2 separate regions of the Homo sapiens genome follow, and region 2 is linked to region 1. Evidence: chromatin loops called from intact Hi-C (ENCODE). Cell type or tissue: heart left ventricle. All regions are shown on one strand. Links, peaks and the distances in the headings refer to the core of each region. The heading gives the core; the rest is flanking DNA.

The links. A loop is a pair of places that touch in the nucleus more often than their neighbours do. Peaks named below come from ENCODE experiments on the same cell type or tissue, not always from the same donor. Only the 100,000 strongest peaks of a DNase experiment are listed, where the experiment ranks them.
Region 2: it touches region 1 in a loop (2.2-fold over the local background); 2 of 110 quality-filtered maps call a loop at or near these places.

Annotation. Positions count from the first base shown.
Region 1 is chr5:107,400,045-107,411,259 of GRCh38, forward strand. The region is part of intron 2 of EFNA5 (ephrin A5); the gene reads right to left. Among named protein-coding and RNA genes, the nearest start is that of EFNA5, 270 kb to the right of the region's middle. RefSeq lists an enhancer at 1,574-2,111. In heart left ventricle, for the core only: no CTCF peak of the experiment used is centred there; no DNase peak of the experiment used is centred there; H3K27ac peaks cover 408 bases.
Region 2 is chr5:107,538,576-107,549,790 of GRCh38, forward strand. All of the region lies in intron 1 of EFNA5 (ephrin A5), which reads right to left. Among named protein-coding and RNA genes, the nearest start is that of EFNA5, 130 kb to the right of the region's middle. In heart left ventricle, for the core only: no CTCF peak of the experiment used is centred there; DNase peaks (open chromatin) are centred at 4,046 and 4,566; H3K27ac peaks cover 3,121 bases.

The DNA.
Region 1 (11,215 bases), core at 1,684-9,683:
AATTTAATTTATTATAGTAAGAATTACTGAAATAAGTTTTTACAGTCAGACAACTAAAATATTTTTAAATGATAGAGAATAACTAAATCTAAGTTCAGCTTAAAATGTTTTAAAGTCTATTTAATTCACCAAGGTTTTAAATGAATCCAAATATTTACATTTGCTAGCCTTATATATAGAATAAAACATATAAGCTAATCTGAATAGGCTAAATTTGAAATTTTTAGAAAGATTTAAAAAAATGTATAACTTCAATAAGTCAAATATCAAATTTTAAGCGTAAAATTTAAATAAACATTTTACAGATAAAACCCACCCTTCTGTGTATCAAAAACTCATCCTGACACTTCCTTTCAGGTCCTGGATTACATGCTGCCTCCTCAGAGAAGCCTCCTATGACCACCTAATCGAAAGCTATCTCCATGTTTCTCTGGCACTGCATCCAGCTCCCTACTAGTATAACTGACAGTTATAGATTTGTTTGTTTCCTGGTTTATTGTCTACTTCCTGATGAAGCTGTAAGCTCCAGAAGCAGGAACCATTCTTTAATATATCACAGTGTTTCTAAAATCTAACATAGTGCTTGGCACAAAGGAGGTACCCAAGAAACACTTTGGTAGGAGTGAATAAGCGAATGAACAGAAAACTGAATTAGCCAGAAATATTCAAGGTTATATATTACAAAAAATAACCAAAGGCAGCAAGGTGTTCCAGAAACTTGAGATCTTCACAGATTGATTTGCTATGTTTTTCACTCTCTGTGAATATTACCTTTTATATTTCCTCTTGCTAATGCACAGAGCAATCTCATAGCTAGCTAGATGAAAACTTTGCCTACTTTATTACTGCTGCAAGCTTATTGAGAGATTTGTTTACTATTTGATTTTCCCAGAAACCTTAGTTTAGCAATCAGACAATGCACAGATGGATAACAAAAGATTGATAAATTACAATTATAACTTTAACATGTAGTATAGTAAATAAATCAATGATGCATTTTTAGGAGCTTCTAGCATATGAAAAGCCTGCAGAATGGAAAAAAGGATAACCATCCTTTAACATTTTGTTTCTATTTCTTAAGAAATTTCTGCAGCTAACATATAAAAACAAGTATTCTATCCATTAGCCATGATAGTAATACCGATGTGCTACTTAAGTTTTAAGGAATCATTTATATTTCTATGCTGACTCCACATGTCACACAAATAGGAAGATTTATTGTATTACTTGGCATTTTGAGGAAAAAATCAATCTATTTTGCCGCTGCTTAGTGGAAGAAAACTCTTGGGTCAACTTATCTTTTTAATCTAAGAGGTCTCAATTGAAATTGGCTTTGAAGTTTGCTAATTACAAAACTCAACAGGGGTTTTCCCTTATTTGGTGTAACTCATATTTCTATTCATTAACCCCAGTTTTAAAAAGATTAAAAAAGTCTGAATAGAAACAACTTAAAAGTTTGAAGAACAGCCTCTCCCCTGTGATACCTTTACAGATACTTCAAGTGCAAACTTCCCCCATACTATCAAATTCTATTTAATTACAAATCTTCTGTGGTTGCAGGAGGGGGAGGTAAAACACATACATTTTGAACTTTCCAACCACACAGGGCTGTAGGAAGATGAGAAATCAGTAAATTCTTTTCACTCTATATATTGGGGAAATTTATGTCAACCTGAGTTACAAGGAAATCAAGATTCTGAAGGGCAATCCTGCTAGCTGCTTTTGCAGGGCCAAGCCACTGGGTTCAGATGCTTTCATTCGGGTGAAAAGATCATTACCAGGCGGCTCCGGGGAAGTTGGCCCTCCTGTAAGTGTGCTCCTTTGTTATGAATATGGAACAGATGGAGCCAAATCTATCTGCTCTGTAGGAACAAAAACACTTACAACCCAGCTCTCTCTATTAAAGACTCTACTTAGCTCCTTTATACCATCGGCTTTCTGTGCACTGCTGTGAGGTTTTGACTTTATAGAAAAAGGCACTTCATAAAAGCAACAGTTCTTACTCTTAAACCAAAGTGGCCTAAGAACTAAAGAAGATGAATACATGGTTTCACCGACAGGACTCCTTGGAGATATGTAGATATTCAATTAGGGGTGTATGTGTGTGTAGGAGGAGGAGGAAGACTGTATTCAATTCTGGTAAATGTCTGCATTAAAACAACATGAAAATATAGAAAAGAGCGATGAAGATGTCATGTTTCTCATTACAAGGATGGCATCTAATTGCTCTAGCATAATAAAATGGCAAGATTTAATTGTGTATATATGTCTGTAAGGCTAGCGAGGGCTGTCTTGAACAAAAAATATGACTATGCACAACAAAATCATGCAGGTAAATATGATTAGTAATTAGGACCATACCACAAAACAAAGGCTATATGATGCTTCTTCACTATGAAAAATAATATTAATTACTTTCAGCATCATCATGCCAATTTGCTTTTACAGTCTGAAAGATGTAAACACTGCAGGTAAAACCAATGCATGCATTTATTTATCATGCCACAAGAAATCTACAGCCATCCCTACAACGTGCTGTTGCCAAGATATATGTGCTGACAGCAAGGTAAGTTTCACAGGCTTCCGGGTGTGGATACACTACTGTATACGCACCTTCCATTGATAGCAACAGGGGGAAAGGAGTGTCTGCCTTATTTCATTACATTTATTATACTGATACATTTAAAGTCTGGCTGCCTCTTCGGAGATAATTGAAAAAAGAAATTCTGTGGCAGGATGCTTTGATTCTGACTAAATCAAGTCTTCGGGCAAATTTCCTCCTGCCAGTGGAAGCACAGCTTGCCTGAAGTCGTAACCTTTGTGGGAGGAAAGGAACTGGCCTTGAAGCAGATCATGAAGCAAATGTTTTATGCCAAATCAGAGTCTGGGGATACGTAGGCTACTGCAAATAAAACTCTTCTTCTGTCTGTTCAATCATTTCAATTCCCTGCAGTGTGAAATATGAACTTGCCAACAAATGGCCAGCGTGCTGTGCCTCGCAGCAGGGGGGGAAGTGCCACAGCTGTGCCAGAGACTGGAAAACTCAAGATGCGCATGACATGTTCATTAGTTCCCCTGTATAGCCAGGGCCTGAACCACGCCAGTCTCCAGAACCATCCACAGGGAAGCAGAAGGAGTGTTTACTATACCCAAAAGAGTTAGACACGATTTCCACCAAAATGAGTTGCACAACTTGTGATCCCTTTGATGACCCGAGAAGGTTAGTCTTTAAAACAAGAACACATCTCTGGACAGGAATAGACAGAAAATATTATGTCTGCCAATGATTACAGTTTTTTTCTGACTTTATTAGCAGCCTGCTCTGTGAGCAATAAAAAATGAAATAATGAATAATACTTTCAGTATCCAAGCATCTATGAGAGATTGAAAGAATTTAGATGTCTCTTCTCTTTATCAGAAAGACAGATTTGTGGAAAATGCCTGGCTCACCCGTTGCAGGCAAACATAACACTAGTTCTTCCTAGTGTAGTAGCCTTCTACTGCATTCTACATTACAGTTTCACAATAATAAAATAGTTATTTGTCTAAATTAAAGTAACATTAGACTAACAAATTTCAATTTGATGTCCTTTGCCGCATATTGAACATACATATTCACACATAGCTTTATATCTGCAACCCTAGATATAAATATCCCATATTCAGTTCTATTGTGAGATTTTTCAAAGGTTATTCACATGCTTTCTAGTGCCACATTCTTTCAAATTTTAATCATGAGCTCCCTAAATAGAAGTCATTTGCATCTGTAAACATTCCCTTGCAGTAGTATTTAGCAGTGTATTCTCTTTGTGCAGAGCTATTTTAAAAGGAAAATAAACCTTAATATGGAACAACAATCAAGCATGAGCATAAAGAGGTAAATTAGAGGCTTGAGAAACCCTGTAAACCCTTTATGTAATTTCTGAAAAATGTCTGAAGTTTCTCAATCTTAAAATAGCCCAGAATCATATAGCTTATTTCAGATGGTGGATTATAGGGATACTATTCATATAATCCAACTTATGACCTAAATCATAAGAACATATTCAAGAAATGAAATGAGTTTGAGATAATTTACTATTCTGAAATGAGGCCAAATAAGTACACATGGTTCAAGCTCGAAATGATAGACCATTATCACAAGTGATGGCGAGTTCTCATTAGTCTGGCATTTCTAAATCAATGTTGTAGTCAATAAATCTGTTGCAGAATGGTTACACATGATCGTTTTTAGGAATTAATAACAAGACATATATTTTTGTTTTAGGATTCTTTTCACTCCAATTACTCTAGAATATTATTTCTTCATAATGTTTATTTTTCTCTATTTAACTTGACCAAATACAAATTAGAAACATTAAATTATTTCTTAATTGACATGGAGCTTGGTGGAAGCAAACATCATCTCAGGATGTACAATACTATTAATATTTTTATAACAGCTATCAATTATCTACTATTTCCATGCACCAGGAACTGTGCCAGGTTTATTAAGTTTAATCCTCAGCACATTTCTTCGAGGCAGGTATTATTATCCTCATTTTAGAGATGAGGAAACTGAGGCTTAGGGAGGATAAGCAGTTAGGCGATGTCATACATAGCTAGTGTAGGGTGGAACGGATATTCAATTCCAAGTCTTCCTGATGCCAGAACTATACAACCTCAGTTTACAGTATAAATCATACTTTTCTTCCTGACTACCCTACTTCAAATATTTGTTTCATAATTTCCCAGAAGCTCTTAAAGGCCCTTCCAGAAAAGTCTGGGGGAGGTTGAAACTTGGTAGAACTTGACTGTGTAATCTTAAGCATGTGCAACAGATTTCAATAAAAAAGCTGCATGGTGATTTTGCCCGCAGAGACATGCCCTATGCATATTTTCTAATCAGGTGCATGTCAAGAAAAAGCCTTTTAATATTATATTACTGTAACTGTCGTACTCCTTTTTTAAAATTTTAGTTTTTCAAGCTACAGTAGGACTTTATGATGTGCTCCTAAGTACCCACATGCACTATGGCAGGAGGAAACAGGAAACAAACACAGTAACCTAATGTTCCAAGAAGAAAACTGGAAGAACCGGCAGCGATACTCGCCATGAAAGAAGACATTTCCCAGCCTGGCCTTGCCATCTCTGACCTCACAGCATGTCCCTTGAGATTTGGGCAGCCCTTGCCTGCTCCCACTCCTGTGATGCCTCAGCCCTGGCCGGAAAGAGAAGCAAACTAGCTGATGATGCTGTGCCACGAGAACCAAAAGGAACATACAAATCAGAAACGTCTGTTATCCAAACCCAACTGAGAAGGCTCTGTCTCAGGAAGGGACCTCCCCATTTACATACAGACATTCCAGGGCCTTTCTGGATGTCTCTGAAAAGTAACAGATGCAGCAGATTCACTCATTTTTACCTTAAAGTCAATAAGGTACACCAAAGGTGACTTTGTATCTATTTTTTTCCTTCTGTAATGCAAGTATTTAATCAATGAATGTCCTATTTAATGGCATGTGTTAACATTTTTCTATACCATCTGTTTGCCAAAAATTACTTACTTTAACAGACCGAATTCACAGAATCTCAGTTAGCCCAAGAAGCAAAAAGGATTCTGCTATACTTGGGGCAAATGGGCAACAGTCCAGAGTGATCCTGGTGGAAACTAAGTCAGATCATGTTACTTCTGTGTTCTAAACTCTCCAATGGCTCCAATCTGACTCAGAGTGAAATCCCAGATCCTTACCATGGTCTATGATGAACCGCCCCCCATACTCCATAGCACCAATTAATATTTGTATACATATTCTATGTATTTATATACATAGAATGTATACAAATACATATATTTGTATACATATTCTATGTATTTATATACATAGAATGTATACAAATACATATATTTGTATACATATTCTATGTATTTATATACATAGAATGTATAAAAATACCTATATTTGTATACATATTCTATGTATTTATATACATAGAATGTATAAAAATACCTATATTTGTATACATATTCTATGTATTTATATACATAGAATGTATACAAATACCTATATTTGTATACATATTCTATGTATTTATATACATAGAATGTATACAAATACATGTATTTGTATACATATTCTATGTATTTATATACATAGAATGTATACAAATACATATATTTGTATATAATGTATACAAATATTAAATTAATAGAATGTATACAAATATTAATTGTGGTTTTTGCCATTACTTTTAAATGGCAAAAAACTGCAATTACATTTGCACCAACTTAATACACATTCTGCACATGTCTACGTTCCTTTCCCTTTGTTCAACCTATTTGAGCCATGCAGGCCTTCTTGGTGCTTCTCCAGGCCCACGATCTCTGCAGCCTCTGGATGTTTTTCTGTTCTCTCCACCTGGAAAACTCTCTTGCCAAATAGACACATGGATTGCTTCCTCATTTTCTTTAGGTCCCTCCTCCAATGTTAACTATTAGAAAGGCCTTTCCTGACTATTTCATACATACACACACACAGGTATACACATACAATAAGTATGTTTTATATATATATATCACAATTTCCCCAGCTTCACATTCTCTATTCTTCTTACTTTACTTTTCCATCATAGTACTTACCACCTACTTGACATATTTTATATTTATTTATTTGCTTATTTAATCCCCTCCCAGCCTCCTGTCCCCAGTAGAGTGTAGCTTCTATTAAAGCAGGGCCATTGCCTATTTTTTTCTCTGTTGTATTCACAAAGTCTAAAATACCTGTTGAATGAAGTAAGAAAGGAAGGAATCAGTGAATGAAAGACAACATCACCTCAAGAAAAACACTTGTTTTCTCACTGATCTGCTCTAACTGCCCGCAGAATCACAAGTTTAAATTAGAAAAAAGTGAAATAAAAAGTCTAATCACTGGCATATGATTAGGCATATGAGTTTCGTGCAATTTAAGTAGGTTCTTAAATCAGCTATCAAGATGAATAAGTAGCTTATTTTTCAACATATACTAGGTTTTTCTTCACATTTGTGCAAAGCAAAATTAGTTTAAACGTACCTTTGAAAAAACTTATACTAATAACTTGGTAGTTATTTTCAAAGCATTCCTGCAAAGGGTGAAGGCAGATGATGGCAAACTATCAACCAAACATTGAGTCTAATGCAGGCCCTAGGTTATTCTTGGTGACCTTTTTTGCAGTAATGCCGAGTAGGAGCAGCAGCAGCCCTGATTAGCCCGAAAACGTCTAAGGAGTGACATAGACCTGGAAGACATTCTCATTACCACCATCATCAATGACCACTTTCGCATCCTCAGACCAAGCGGAAAGCTAAAATCTCGGAATCACAAAACTCAAGTTTATGGGGGATCATTTAATTTATTCTCTTCGTTTTACAAATTTAGAAACTAAGCTTCAGCATTTCAGAGAGATCAAGTGGCTCACCAAAGTTCATCTTACTTGGGAGAAGAATATTGAACAAGATGACCTGGGCCAGGGACACTTATCAAAAGAAAAGAGAAGTGTTCACTCAAACTACCTAGGACAGAACTAGAATAAAGAAATTGTCCCCAAAGCTCCTCTTAAATACTAAGAACCCAATTTTTAGGAATTAAATGTTTAATGAATTTACATTATAGCTAGTTCTGCTAAAATTTATGAAACAGTTTAGTTGAACTTTTTATTTGCTGAACATATTCTTTAGAGTGCACGCAAAATCAATGTGTATAATACATTTATGTCCCCTTTAGAGAAAAGAGTATAATTTTACCATTTTAAATAACTATGAAAGGTTATGGCTACTGCATCTTTGCCTCTGACATAGGGTTGGTCATAGTTATGATTTATTTTTTCTCAAATATATGGTCAGAGACACAGTCTCAATTAAGATATTACTCCTGAAGGAAAACGGGAGGCATTTTACAACTCTCTGCTTTATGATTCTATTTCCAGAAAGCACAGGGGTGAAAAGTGGGAGCTGTCTGTGATACTAATTTGAAAAACTAATGAAGTAATGGAACTGTTATTTCTCCTAATGGCTACCAGGCCCTATTCTCTGCACAGTGTAATACTGTATCTACACATGTATGACTTAAGGCCACAGCTACTACCACAATGTGCCCTCAGCAAAACAACGCACACACACACACACACACCCATCACCATCACCATCACCATCACTGCTGCCACCACATCTTACTAAGGAAAAGGCTTATAAAATTTTTATCTCAATTCTCAGGGGCCAAGAATTTTATCTCAATCTCAAAGAAATGTTCTTTACACTCCCTCACAGCTATCTTTTCAAAATTTTCAACTACTTTTGCTCCTTACAACCAATTTGATCCTGAAAAGTATATGTAAACTGAATTTTTAGAACAGACCACTTTTTAAAATGCTCTAGGGCTATTGAAAAGAACTCCATTTTTGTAAATGGAATAATCACTCTGCAATTTATCTTTTGTAAAATCCTAATTTTCTTATGTCATGCTTGTTTAAAATGATATAGACCTGTTCAGAATTCCTCAAGGGGATAAAACCAACATTAATTATTTCTTTCTACTCCATTTCAGTTGAAAACTTTCTCTAGAATAAAAAACAGAATTTTACTAATACTTGGTAGCGTCTGCCTTGTCATTCTCTTTATATTGGCACAGATCCCTTCATTCTAGAAAGCAAGACTTCTCCTGGTAAGGCCTTGGTGAGCTCTGACCCTTATGCAAATGTTGAGTGAGACAGCCCTGGCCTCCCACACAGACAGACCAAACCATCTTTTATCGATTCCTCCTTCCCTTCCTTGTGCCCCTGTGTCTACAATAAGAAAGAAGATATGCAGTCCCTGCTCTCAGGGCCTTACACTTTAAAGAGTAAAATACAAAATTTGAAAATGTCATTGTTCTGAAGAAAGAAGCAAAAGGTTTGAAGGTTCTGTATGGGATGGAGTGGTAACACCAACTATTGAACCAAGGGGCCCAGTCCAAGGTGATAAACTCCACATCAAGCTTGAACACAAAGACATTAAAATCTTCCAAGGGGTCAGGTTCAATTAGAGCCCTTGGCAATCTGGATACACTTGCTAATCTGAAGGGAGTACCAGATGCAAGACAGTTCAAAAAGCATTGACTAAATACTTACACCACCCTAGGAAATGAACTCATAAAGACAGGAGTATGCCTCATCTTTCGTCTTTGGATCACCAGCGCTAGAAGCACCTACATTTCCACATCCAGAGTAGCTTCAGAAGACATCAAAATTTGGGGAACCTTTTGGATTCAGCAGTCAGAACCCAACCATTAAAAGCACCAAGGGCATCCCCAAACATTAAGCCTGTGAGAGATTGGAAGGGTGTATGGGATGCAGCAGGAACAATGCTCTCGTGTAACTATGTAGGTAGGATAATGCCTTCTGTCCCAAAGAGATACCAGACGAGAAACTACTGAGTATTGCTAGGGATTGCAAAACTGGCTAGTCATTCCTTGCAAAAATAGGATTCTCAATGTTCAGAACCAACTTGGAAGGCATATGTATTAGTGAGTGCCTGTCCTTCTATAGCCCCCAGCTTAGTCATAATTGAGGTATTACTTAATATTTTCATCAAAGAATGTAAGATGGACTTACGAATAGGTTTATAAGGAAAATTATTTGGGTGCAGTAACTAGTTATTGAAGCCAACTAGTTAAATTGTTCATTAAAGTGGAACAAAGTTCAATAAAGACAGTTAAGGCATGCTATGAGTCAGAAGCACAGAGCCTATCACATGAACAGAAAAGCCACTTACTAGGTACAAGTATGTCTCAGGAAAAATGAAGCCTACAGCAGACTGCAAATCGAATGTGAGTTATGCTGGTCTACTCATCAAATCTAATCAGAAGTTTTGTTCTCACATTTTGGATCTGCATTCAAAATGGGACTCCAGAAAGATGACAAAAGTTATATAAAAGACTTAAAACCGGTCTTGTAGGAACAGCCAGAGGAATTTAAGTGACATGATTCTTTTTTTTTTTTTTTTTTTTTTTTGAGACGAAGTCTCACTCTGTTGCCCAGGCTGGAGTGCAGCGGCGCGATCTCGGTTCATGCAAGCTCCGCTTCCCGGGTTCACACCATTCTCCTGCCTCAGCCTCCCAAGTAGCTGGGACTACAGGCACCCGCCACCACACCCGGCTAATTTCTTTTTGTATTTTTAGTAGAGACGGGGTTTCACCATGTTAGCCAGGATGGTCTCGATCTCCTGATCTTGTGATCTGCCTGCCTCAGCCTCCCAATAAGTGACATGAGTCTTTGAAGGAAGAGAACACTAGTCTGTATATGTTGCTCATCTGAAAAGAAGACTAGAGGCAAGGATGTGTTTTTAACTATACAGAAAGTCTGGTTGCACTGACCAGATAGAAAGGACTAGATGATGAATGGTATTAAAATGGATTTTTATGACCAGGAGAACTATATACTTAGTATACTTTAAATGTGAATGGGATTTTGTAAATAATCTAACCTAATCCATGGAAGTCAGTTCCCTCAAAATGCTCCATAAAAAAAGGGTTCCCAGGTCTAATAAATTTGGTGAGCACTGTATATTGCACCACTCGCTTTGAAGAATTAACAATACACAGTATCATATTTAAGGCATCAGAAAGTTTTTCAGGAAAAAAAATAACTTTAACAAAATTAACTTAAATTTAAACAGAAATTATAACATCTTAATAATTTTCTTGTTCCTTGTAACTGTCTTTGGATCCTCAATCTAGCCTAACTCCCTCTCTTACATTTGAGAAAACAGACTCACTTATATGACTGGCCCTAGATCTGATTAGAGTTGGGCAGTGGCAGAAATGAGACTTAACCCAGTCTATTGCATGTCTTATATTCTGTTGATGCCAATGAAATAAAGCTGGAAATTAAGAAACAGGATGTTTTCCATTCTTTGTCGTGGAGTCGTTGATTTTTCATATTATATCCATTAAAAGAAAGAAAAGTAATTAAATTTGAGATAAATCTTAACTGAAAAATATAAACCACATTCTTTAATTTGTTGACCACAGCTAAACCTGCAAAAGCACTAGAAAAATATAAGAGTACTAGATAAAGATAAAATAATACTGTACAACACACTAGAAATATAAGTGGTAAATTGACCTCTGCCCCTGTTGCACTTAAAGGATTAACTGCATAAATCTTCTCTTTGTTTTGAACTATTCCACATATTCTACAGTACTGTTCATCAGTGAAATACACC
Region 2 (11,215 bases), core at 1,134-9,133, 140 kb after region 1:
AGCACAAGCAAAGCTGACAAGGGGGGATGAGTAAAATGTATTCAGTAAACTCATCTGACAGTTTGTGTAGTATCTACTCTGTGGTAGGGTGGTGTAAGCCATTGGAGATACAAATTTCACCAGGAATGTAGAGCAGGCATAGAAGATTCAAGAAGAGATAAAGTGGTTACTCCACGCTATGTTCGTAATTTTGTATTCCATTTGTAAAGTCCGAATTCAGCTGCAATGATGTCATGTGAACATCTGGGTCCTGGGTGTAGGGGTTGGAGGAGAATGTGTACCTTTCTAAGCAGTGGTTCCTTTGAGGCATTCAGCTTTTCTCTTTTGTCAAGGCTGCCTTGCTTTGATATGGTTTCTGTATTTCCGGCTTATACAATTAACAACTGCACACATGGGAACAAAAGCGACTGTCACAACATTCACAGCTTGTGAGGCATAAGACACAGAGTATGCACTGGTACACTAATGAAAAGGCAGACTTTAAAATCCCATTCATACCCCAGAAAGTTCACAGCACACTGACATGTCCTTGGGAGCTGCCTGGAAACACTGGGTTCTTTGAATGTGGTCCTGATCATTTTCTCAGAAAGATAATCATGCCCTACATGCCTGGACTATTTAAGGCCACATGTGCTAATTTAATTTACGATGCTAAAAAGAGCTGCACCATTTGCGAAGGCAGTGGAATGCAAAGGGCTGCTCCGAGCCCTGTACACACAAGGGATCCCCCTGATCCTCTGACACTGGGAAAGAGAGAGCAATGGAAAATACTAGCTGTGGCATGGCTGTGGGTAATAGTGCTTAATCCATGACCACTACAAGCATGGAGATATGCTTGGAAGGGAAGTGAGATTTAAGCAGGGGAAGGAGAATCACTGACTTGGAAAACTGTCTCAAAAAAAAGAAAAAGTCTTGCTCTTTTGCCCAGGCTGAAGTGCAGTGGGGTGATCTCGGCTCACTGCAACCTCTGCCTCCCGGGTTCTAGCAACTCTCCTGTCTCAGCCTCCCAAGTAGCTGGGACTTCAGGCACATGCCACCATGCCCGGCTAATTTTTGTATTTTTAGTAGAGACGGGGTTTCACCGTGTTGGCCAGGCTGGTCTCAAACTCCTGACCTCATGATCCACCCACCTCAGCCTCCCAAAGTGCTGGGATTACAGGCTATAGGCACAAGCCACAGCGCCCGGCCAGAAAACTCTTAAATGGATACAAACCAGTCAGCATACCATTGGTGACTCTATGGTTATTTAACTCTATGGTTAATTAAAAGGAGAAAGTAGGAGAGGGAAATCATGGAAAGAATCATTCACGCCACAGCTAGAGGTCAGAACAGGCTTTCGAATGTGGCTTTTGAAGTCACACCTTAGCTGGTGGCTTCCTGCCTCAAACTACATGTAGGGATCCATAAGGTGCAACATCTGCCTTTCACACAGAAATGCTCATCAGCTTTTCCTTAGCCATGGACTATTTGTTCTAAAGGATTCTAAGAGGGTGAAGGAATGCTAACTCCTTAGACAGATGATCTGACAGATGGACTCAAGGGAGGCAAGGCTCTATCCTGGGGGTGAAGAGGGGGAGGGGGCAAGAGTCAAAAAGCAAACAAGGAAAACACAAAGGGCATAACATTCTCAAGCTTTATGAACATACATAATTATGCCCATAACTAAAATACATAGTCAAGACAGAGGAAGCACAAAATAGTTATTCTAATGTATAATCTAAAACCAGATTGAGAATGCATGACAAAACCTGTTTATATAAGTTTGCTACGGCTGTAAAAGAATACAATATAAAAAGAATCCCATTTATTCTTGCACATATTTAAAAAAGGAAAAAAGTCTCATTGAAATGAAAATTATGTCACCGAACAAAAGCTGATTATCTGCTAACTTTCTGCCCTAATTTTATGAAAACAGTATGGCAAAAAATATGAGCAGATTGAAGAAATAATGTAATTGTATAATACATATGAAAATGTTCCCCCAATCAATGAGGTAATCAAAGATATAGAAAGTCAATCACTTTTGCTATAAATTATTAAAGCTAATGAAAAGATCACTCAATACTCTCAGATGCTTTAGGAGTAAAAATTTGTAAGAACTTATCAAAAGCATTATTCAATATACTTATACTTTAAAGATCTTAAAAATGTTCACAGATTTTGAGTGAGAAAGCCTAATTCTGGGAATCTACCCTAAGGAACTCATTAGAATATGAATAAACATTTCTGTTTAGAAATTTTAATCAAGAAAAAAAATTAAGGCTGGGTGCAGTGGCCCATGCCTGTAATCCAGCACTTTGGGAGGCAGAGGCGGGTGGATCAGGAGTTCGAGACCAGCCTGGCCAACATGGTGAAGCCCTGTCTCTACTAAAAGTACAAAAATTAGCCGGGCATGGTGGCGTGGGCCTGTAATCCCAGCTACTCGGGAGGCTGAGGCAGGAGAATCACTGGAACCCAGGAAGCAGAGGATGCAGTGAGCCAAGATTGTGCCACTACACTCCAGCCTGGGAAACACAGCAAGACTCTATCTCAAAAAAAGAAGGAAGAAAGAAAGAAAAAGAAAAAAATTAACTTTTATAAAGATTTCAATGGGATGTAAAAGTAATTATAATAAGTGATGAAAATTAATTATTAATATAATTACATAATTATATTCACGGTATGATTATAGCAAGGTAGAAAAATCAAACAACAAATGAAAACTTTCATAAGTATACAGACAAAATACTGAAAGTTAATTTATCAGAATGCCAATAGCAATTATCTATGTGTTCTTATTTTACTTTTAACTCATTAGAATTTTACAAATATGTTACACATGATAAATGTTATAATCAGAAAAATGTAATCGAAGCCTAACTCTAGCAATAGCAATAAAAATCACCACAAAGTTACTTCATGAATTATTTAGGAAGAAATAACATAAAATAAATTAGATTAGCACTGATATAGTCAGTTTTCTCTAGTATAACATTGACCTGAAACTTGTGTTGGTTACAGATTGCACTGAAAGAGCCAGGTGGTTTTGTCTAGCAGGCAACTTCTGTGTATGCACACACACAAATCCCAGATTGGGACAGACACACCTCAACTTCAAGCTCAGTAAACTGAAATGAGGAAAAAAAATTTCTTTTGAAGTAGCCCAAAGCTTAACTTATAGATTTTATACTTGATAAGAGGATAGGGAAGAAATTAGAGCCATCCTTTGGGAACTTGACTCAGTCACATGTGGGAAATTTTCCTGGTTGATCTGTAGAAATAGGCCAGCCACCATTTTAATTATTCTCTCTGTTCTACCATCTTTAAACATCTAAATTATTTTTGTATTGTAAATGTTTGGCAAACAGACTACAGTTTTATTTTTATATCTGTGTTGTTGAAGAATAAAAGTGAACATCCTTCAAAGTCACAAGTTCTGAAGCAAATGATATAGAAAAAAAATTTAACACTGAAAATTCTGAAAAATCAACTTTCCCAAAACAAATCACGACATTTTGTTAAGATCTGATTATATTTAACTCTTCTATTTCCCATATGCTGAAAGAGTTCATATGAGACAATGGGGCCACACTTTCAGGGGGAAAATAATATGTCTTCTTAAGTCTTTCTAATTTTAAAGTTCTCAGGATCATAATATTGTTTAAAAAAAGTCAAAATCTTGAAAAATAAGAAACAAGAGCCTCCTGCTTCCCAAGCTGTACTGAAAGGAAACTGTCAAAGAATAAAAAGTCAACTCTGCTAAGAGTTCCATTTCTCTGGTCCTATAGGCACAGTGAGAATTTCCTGTGGAAAAGACAAGTACAGCTGGTGTCCAATTAGTAAAAGATGGTGATGAAAGGATATAGTTATTCAGGGTCTGTTCTTTGAAAATGATAATGACCTCTGATTTCTAAGTTCCATAAGTAGAGTCTGCCGCCTGCATGCAGGCTGCTCATAAACTTCCCACTTTCCTTTTTCTGTCTGTGTTGTTGTGGTATAAGGGGGGGGTGCGGGGAGGGGGTAGGTGCTGGAGGTACAGAAGGTCATGCCTTCTCTGCCGGCAAATATGATTAATGTGTGTACAGGGAGGAGAAAAACGCCACTCACCTGGCTATCAGCCAGCCTGACTCATGCCTCTGGGCATCTTAGAACACCAAATATCCAGCAACTCTGGCTGGGGTCTAGAGAGATGTCTATTAGCTTTCACAATGTCTGGGTTAGGAAGGTGCTTCTAATCTTGTTTGTAATAAATATTAGTTCAATTGTTAGAAGTGTTTTTAATCACCTAAAAGGAAGTAAACAGGCTTGCCTCACAACCTCGACAGGCAGTGTATGTGTGACTTGTTCTTTCTATCCGGAATCACTCGGTTCAAATGCTCAGAGGGAAGAAAGATGGTCATAAAATAAAAGTGTTATATTAAAAATAAATAAATAAATAAATAAAAAGTGTTGACCTCACCCAGGCCCATTTACCGCACTATTTACACTATTGCCACACAGCCTGGCAGCACCAGGAACCTGTGTTCCCAAGAAATGGAAGAGGCCAGCAGGGAAGCACCCATGGGTCTGCTCCAAGCCCTTCCTGGGCAGGGCTTCCCGGCAGAGTTACACAACAGCTGATACATCTGTGCACACTCCCGGAGCCTCCACTCCGACAGGAGCTAAATTCATCCATCAGTGAGAAAACAAAGTAGAAGGGAAAAAAAGCTGGGGACTCCAGGTTAAAAAACAACCACAAAAGATTTTCAAAGCAACTTCTTCAAAGGCCCTTTTATATTTATTTTAAGGAGACATTTCAATTTAAGTGACGTTGTCAATCATTTTCTTTTTCAAATATGACAATGCTATTTTACCCCTACTTCTTTCTCATGGCTGGATGGAAATGAAGGGGAAAGTTATCTTCCTTACCCAAAAAATCACACAAAGAACATCTTGGCAAGGGCAAATAACTTAAATGTTTTGTTTTCAGTGTTCTTAATTTAGCTATTTTCCATTAACTTACTATTGTCATAAAAAAGTGCTCTGATTAAATAAACTTTATATACAGCATACCAAATACTTTTCTGAAGTTATCGTTTGGGAATACAGCAGACTAAAAGAAAGGAAGAGCATGGGCTGCTGCTCACAAAGTGGTGAACATGCCAAAGTATAATTTAAAAAAAAAACCCTTTTTTCATAGGAATGAAAACCATTTCAGAAACCATTAAGCCAAAATGTAGGCTACAACCATAACTTTTATATCCTAATTATTAGCCTTGGTGAAATGATCGTGTGTATAACATTTAATATGCTGTAAAATGGGATTTCAAATACCGAACCTATAAGCATCTCTTACATTCCATAGATTCCGAAGATTAAAACCAAAATCAAAAGGTGCAGAGCGGCAGCTCTGCCTCCCTAACTCCGTGAGGGGACAGGAAATCAGGGTGTAGTGTGTTCTGGGCAGTCCAGGTATTTGAAAGAGAAGCAGCTTGTCAGGTGGGCCCTGGAGGGAAGCCCATTATATCTGTGGGGGTCCTGACATTTGGGGTAATCTAAACCTTGTTACTTGCGAATCGCCCCTGGTGGGAGGGAGATTTAGAATGGATGCCTCCTTACCCAAGCAATTAGATCATTTAGGAAACAGAGAAAATGGGCAATAAGGATCTCCCTCCTAGAGAGCACTTGCTGGTGTTCAATCAGATAGTTCTGACAACAGAAGATGTGGCATTTGCTGAACAAAACAGTAAATGCTGGGGCTCAGCCCCACACAGGGCTTTGAAAATCTCTCAACGCGTAGTGCACAGAGCATCACAAAGCTATCACCTAGCATCCATAGTGTCCTTGAACACCTGAGGACCAGGCAGAACAAGGATGCATTTTTTTTTGTGAGTAACCTCTGGGAGTACCAAATGCAAGGGCTTCTTACAGACCAGGAGCAAGGTTGTTCTTGAAGAGAGGTTGTGTTCTGTGAATGATACAAAACTCTGAACTTCAAATTACACAAAAGTAGCACTTGGAAAAAGCAAATGATGAATCCTTGTAAGTTCTAGAAATTATCTTCAGAGCCAACATAAACACTTTGAAGGAATAAGAGCAATTCAGGCGCTGGTCCTGCAGAATTAACCACTCCCTCCTCAGTGTTCTTGGGATATTCCTCAGTTATGGCACTCGTCACGTCACCCCATACTAGAATTATTTCTTTACTTGCCAAACTCCCTGAGTGCCTGGAGAACACAGAATGTCTTATTCCAATCACAACCCAAATATTTAGCACAATGCTTGGCATATTTTAATTGCTATTTAAATATAAGCTGAAAAAAATTAAGTAACTTTCTCAGATATGTGATAAACAAACTCCAAAAAACTACCATCATCTCTGATCATTCTTTAACTCCCACAATGTCTACACTGTCATTTTAGTTATCACTGTCTACATCCCCATCCTTGAGGCTGATTTGAAGCCATGTGACTTGTAAAAAATCCACTGATGACAAACATAACCGACAACATCTAAAAGGTGAATGACAAGCAAAAGCACATGATGTCTACCGTCTAAAGCCCTGTCTATATCTCAGCTGAGGAAATAAAAGTCACACATCGAACCTTTACTTGCCTTAAAGATGTGTGTGAAAGCCACATCTTTCACAAACATTACCTGCCTGTCACGGTATCAGGGCTTGGCCGAAGGCCTTAGTGTTGGTTCAGTAATATCGGCTGTAAGCCAGATGTTTCCAGAGCTATGGGCCACATTTTCAAAAACACATGCAGTATTTCTAATGATCTTATATGTTGGGTATATTGAGTATGAAATTGGTTTTCTACCAATCTGATTAAAAAGGAATCACCCGCAGGAAAATATTTCCTGAGGACTGCAGGAGTGAAACAGAGGCCAAAGAAGCACAATGAAAACACTGCAGTTCTACCTGGGTTTTAGCAAGTGAGCCCTAACCCTGTTTCATGAAGTAAGCTACCTGTTTCTATACTTGCATCCATTCATTAATTAAGGATGAGGATGTATTTATTTTTCCAGATGCCCTTACAGGATGATGTGGCTCCTAGATGGTTAATTACTTAAGCCAAGGTCAAGAACCTGCTATGGGAAAGCCACTTGGAGCTCCTCGGCAACTTGTGTTTAGCTCTTCAATCTGCTGGCATCAAAGGGAAATTTTCAACAGCACACAAATGCAAGGGAGTTTTGTTGGCAAGAAGGGCCTCTGATGGCTCTGTAATCAACTCGGCTTCAACAGGCCTTTTGCACAGACCAAAAGCAACTCAAACTTTTGGAAAGCCATTCGTTTTTTTCCTAATCGAAACACTGTCTCTTGTGTCCTAATGTCCTGTTGGAAGTGATTTCTATGAACTAAGAGAAAATTTTGTCTGTAGCAGTTTGAAAACAGAGCAAATGACACTTCTGCAAGCCTGACATTAGTGTTTTGTTTTTAATTGAAATCCAACATCAAATAACATGCCTGCAATCAGAAGAGGAAGAGTGGACCTTTGGAAAAATGGGGTTTCAGTGGATTTCACTGCCCAGAGAGATGGGGGCTGTTTTCCATTTCCCTTAAGCGATATCAAAAGTTGTATTTTTTCAAATACAGAAGTGAGAAGCAGAAAAAGGTAGCTTTCCTTCTCTTCCTGAAGTATAGAAAAGAGCTAGTAGACAAGTCTCAAAAGATAACACAATTTGTAGGGGCCGCCCTCCTAGCACTGGTGCGGCTGCTCTGCTCATCCTCACAAATCAATCTGGTCATCTCCAGCACATCTGCTCAGGTGCTGACAAATGATGAATTCCACCTCAGAATCCATAAGCAGAAAGAGGCTGGCTGATAAACAGCTATGAGCGGAAATGTATGCACCTTTCATAAGCAAGACAAATCACTCATTCTCACCAAATGCTTCCAACAGGAACACTAATTCTGTATTTATTTGCACAGCATATGTACTGCGTCCGAAGCAGTGCATTAAAAAAGATCTCAGGCAGCCAATTGCTTTGATTACTTTATTCATCGTAGTATTACAAGGGCTCAATGGCAGAGCAATGAAATAGGAAGCTAGTGAAGACTGAAACACCTCGTCAATGGCTTGTCAGAGTTGAAGGTTTTTCTGGTGCGTAAAACACACACACACACACACACACACACACACACACACTCTCACCCCTGGTGTAGGAAAGAATTTTTTTTTTAAATAAAATACTGTGGCCATGCATCTTAAATTTGCCATATGCCTTTCCTGTCAACCAGCAGTTATTTTTATTAATAACTCCAAGAACATATCATGGAATTCTTTTTTGTTTTGAGATCCGGTCATGTGACTCCTTCAACACCAGGGAACACTGGGTAAATTGTAATGTTCTAACATGCCAATGAATGGTCTCTTTTAGAGCCAAGTTGGTGATGAATTGATATTTGCTAAGGCCTAAGCAAGCACAGGGCACTATATATATTCCTTCTTCTGTGCTCTCTGCAATGATGGATGGAAGTAAGGAGCAGAAAAGAAGTCACACAGACAAGCTCAAACTGACAACCAAGCAACCACCAGTGGACTGTTTCAATCAAGCTGCAAAAGAAGTAGCTTTTTGTATTACTTACTGTAGCTTCATTCGCCTACTGTACACATGGATCATGGATACACTGTACCATTGGCCTGTCTGAAAATTGGAATGCAGTAGAAATAGCAGAAAAGATACAACTTCCTTCGGGCCCCTAGAGGAAGGTCTTTTAAGCAAGGCATTTTCCCATAGATGCCAGTACGGGAAATTCATGCTCCCATCTTCATGAGAGATCTGACTTTTGAGAGGAAAATCAAGATGGGTTTGCTGTTTTCCTTTAATAACACTCATACCTCCCAACAACAGAAACCTCTGGGACCACAAGACAGGTGTGATGGTGTCACATAGTATCCTCCAAGCTTTGTTCTAACAACAAAGCTCTCTTGGTTAGGAATTTCTGGTTTACAGTTTAAAATGTTAGCGTAAGACACTGATGTTCCAAAAAAAAAAAAAATACAAGCCTACTTCATGAAACCAATGCCTGTTGTGCAAATAAATACAGAGTTAGTGTTTACCCCTGGCAGGGCATTTTTCTTTGAGTTGGCTGCAGAGCATTAAAAAAGACATTAAGTAGATTATACATTTACATGAAGTCCCTTGTTATTTTTAACCATAAAAAAAAAGCATTTTTCTTTTTGATGATATATATACTAATTGTGAATGATTACAAGAGGTGACTTTGTAAGACAGTGTAATTGTGTTTTTTTCCCCCACAGAAATTTCACGGTAATGTAACTTTGGTAAAATAGCTTAACTAAAAATCTGTTATTAAAATAAGTGCTTTTGGCTTAAATTGAATCACTATTTTTTGAACAAATAAACAAAAATCATACCCTAAAATAGCATTCAATTTCAGAGAAGGTGGTTTATTCTTTATGTAGTAAGCTCAAATTCCTAAGAAGGTCTATATAAAATTCTGTAAACCCTGTCTAAGTTAAAAATAATTGTGAAGAATAAACTACCTTTAGAAAGATTCTAGAAGAAGCCATAAAAATCAAGTGATTTGAACCTTCATTTTCCAATGACGACAATGAGGTCCAGAGAGGCAAACTAACCTACTCAAGGAAGCACATCTAACATAACTGAAACTCAACTCAAAATTAAACTTCAGAATCCAATTCATTATTTCAGTTGAGGTGGAGTGAGGAAAGACTACCTACACTTTTTAAAAATTTTTTTGAAGTTTAGAACCAACATAAATTTTATTAAACAATGGACTTTTAAAACAATCTCTCCCCCTTTCACACCAGAACAGTATGGAAAAATTGGATATCACATATGCAATGCTACATTAATGGTCAAAATATTTTTTTCCTGAAATTTTGCTTCACATTTAATATGATTATTTTTATAAGAGCAATAACTAAAAATAAAGGAATGCTGTAGATATACCTTCAGATAGTTTTTTTGCAAGGTGAGTAAGTTTCTAAAAAGATTGACAGGTAAAACTTGAAATTTGGGAAATACGTGCTTGGATTCCTGTTGTACAACGGGCTACAAGGAACTGTCACATAAATAACACAGCACTGAAATGTACAGCTGACGTGAGCTGTTAGTAGGAGCAGTGTCTAGCAGAAGTAAAGAGGCTGATGCTGAGTATCTGTTGTATCAGTCCTTTGTTTTAAAGCCAGATGTGCAAAATGTGAAACCACCTGTCAGTTTCCTCATCTGTAGGAAGCAGTCTTTCAAAGGTGTGTTGGCTTTGGTGGATTATGGTGGTAGGACTAGTACTCCACCAAGTTCAACAGTGTAAAGTGGAAGAAGTCTAGCCAAGTAAAAGTCTTCGAGAGGATTTGCTCTAGACGAGATTAAGATCCCCAAACCCTCCAGTGTCTGAATTAAGTAAAATGACACAATTCTCACACTTAGTAAGAAAACATATACACTTACACATACACATTTTTGCAATTACAATTGTGTAATTGATTTACCCAATAGTTTTTCCAGAATGCTTTACTTTGCAGGCTGGATATTTCTTTTCTATGCAATCTAGCTCTAGAGAAGTAAAAATTCATTCAAAGTATGCCAAGAATGTTGCTTCCTAAAATAGTGGTCCTGACACATTTCAGAGTAAGAAAAAAAGAAAGCCCAAATTGTAATTGATTTACATGATAGTTTTTCCAGAATGCTTTATTTTTCTTTCGGATTAACAATTAATAGTGGTCAAAAACACTGAGGCTTTTAAATATATAGGCACCTCACCAATTTGTCTGGTAATTAATCAGGAAAGAATTACATGCTGTAATCCTTTAACACAAAGCAGACATTATTTCATTTGATCCCCACAAAGTCTTTAAGATAAGCAAGGCAAGAACTATCCTCATTTTACAGGTAAGGAAGTGGATGCTCATAGTTTACCATACTCATATTGTTAATAAGTAGCAGCTTGTTAGTCCCCTCGAACAGACTAAGAGAGAAGTATCCAGTCCCTAAGAGTAAACTGGGGTTCTTTTGAACAGATGGGCCTGGACCATCGAATTGTGTGCTCATCCATACCGAGCACCCACATCTTTCTCTATCTCACAGTCATCAAATTCAATCTCTTCAGCTCTCATTTCAAGCCTGTTGGGTCCCAGGCTTCCACAGTGGTAAGAGGGAAGGGAGAAGGGCCAGTCCTCTGATGTAGGATGCCTCTGCGTAGGGATGTCCCTGTAAGAGTCCTGGCAGTGGCCTGGGCCTTGTCCTGGGATCAGGCATTGCTGC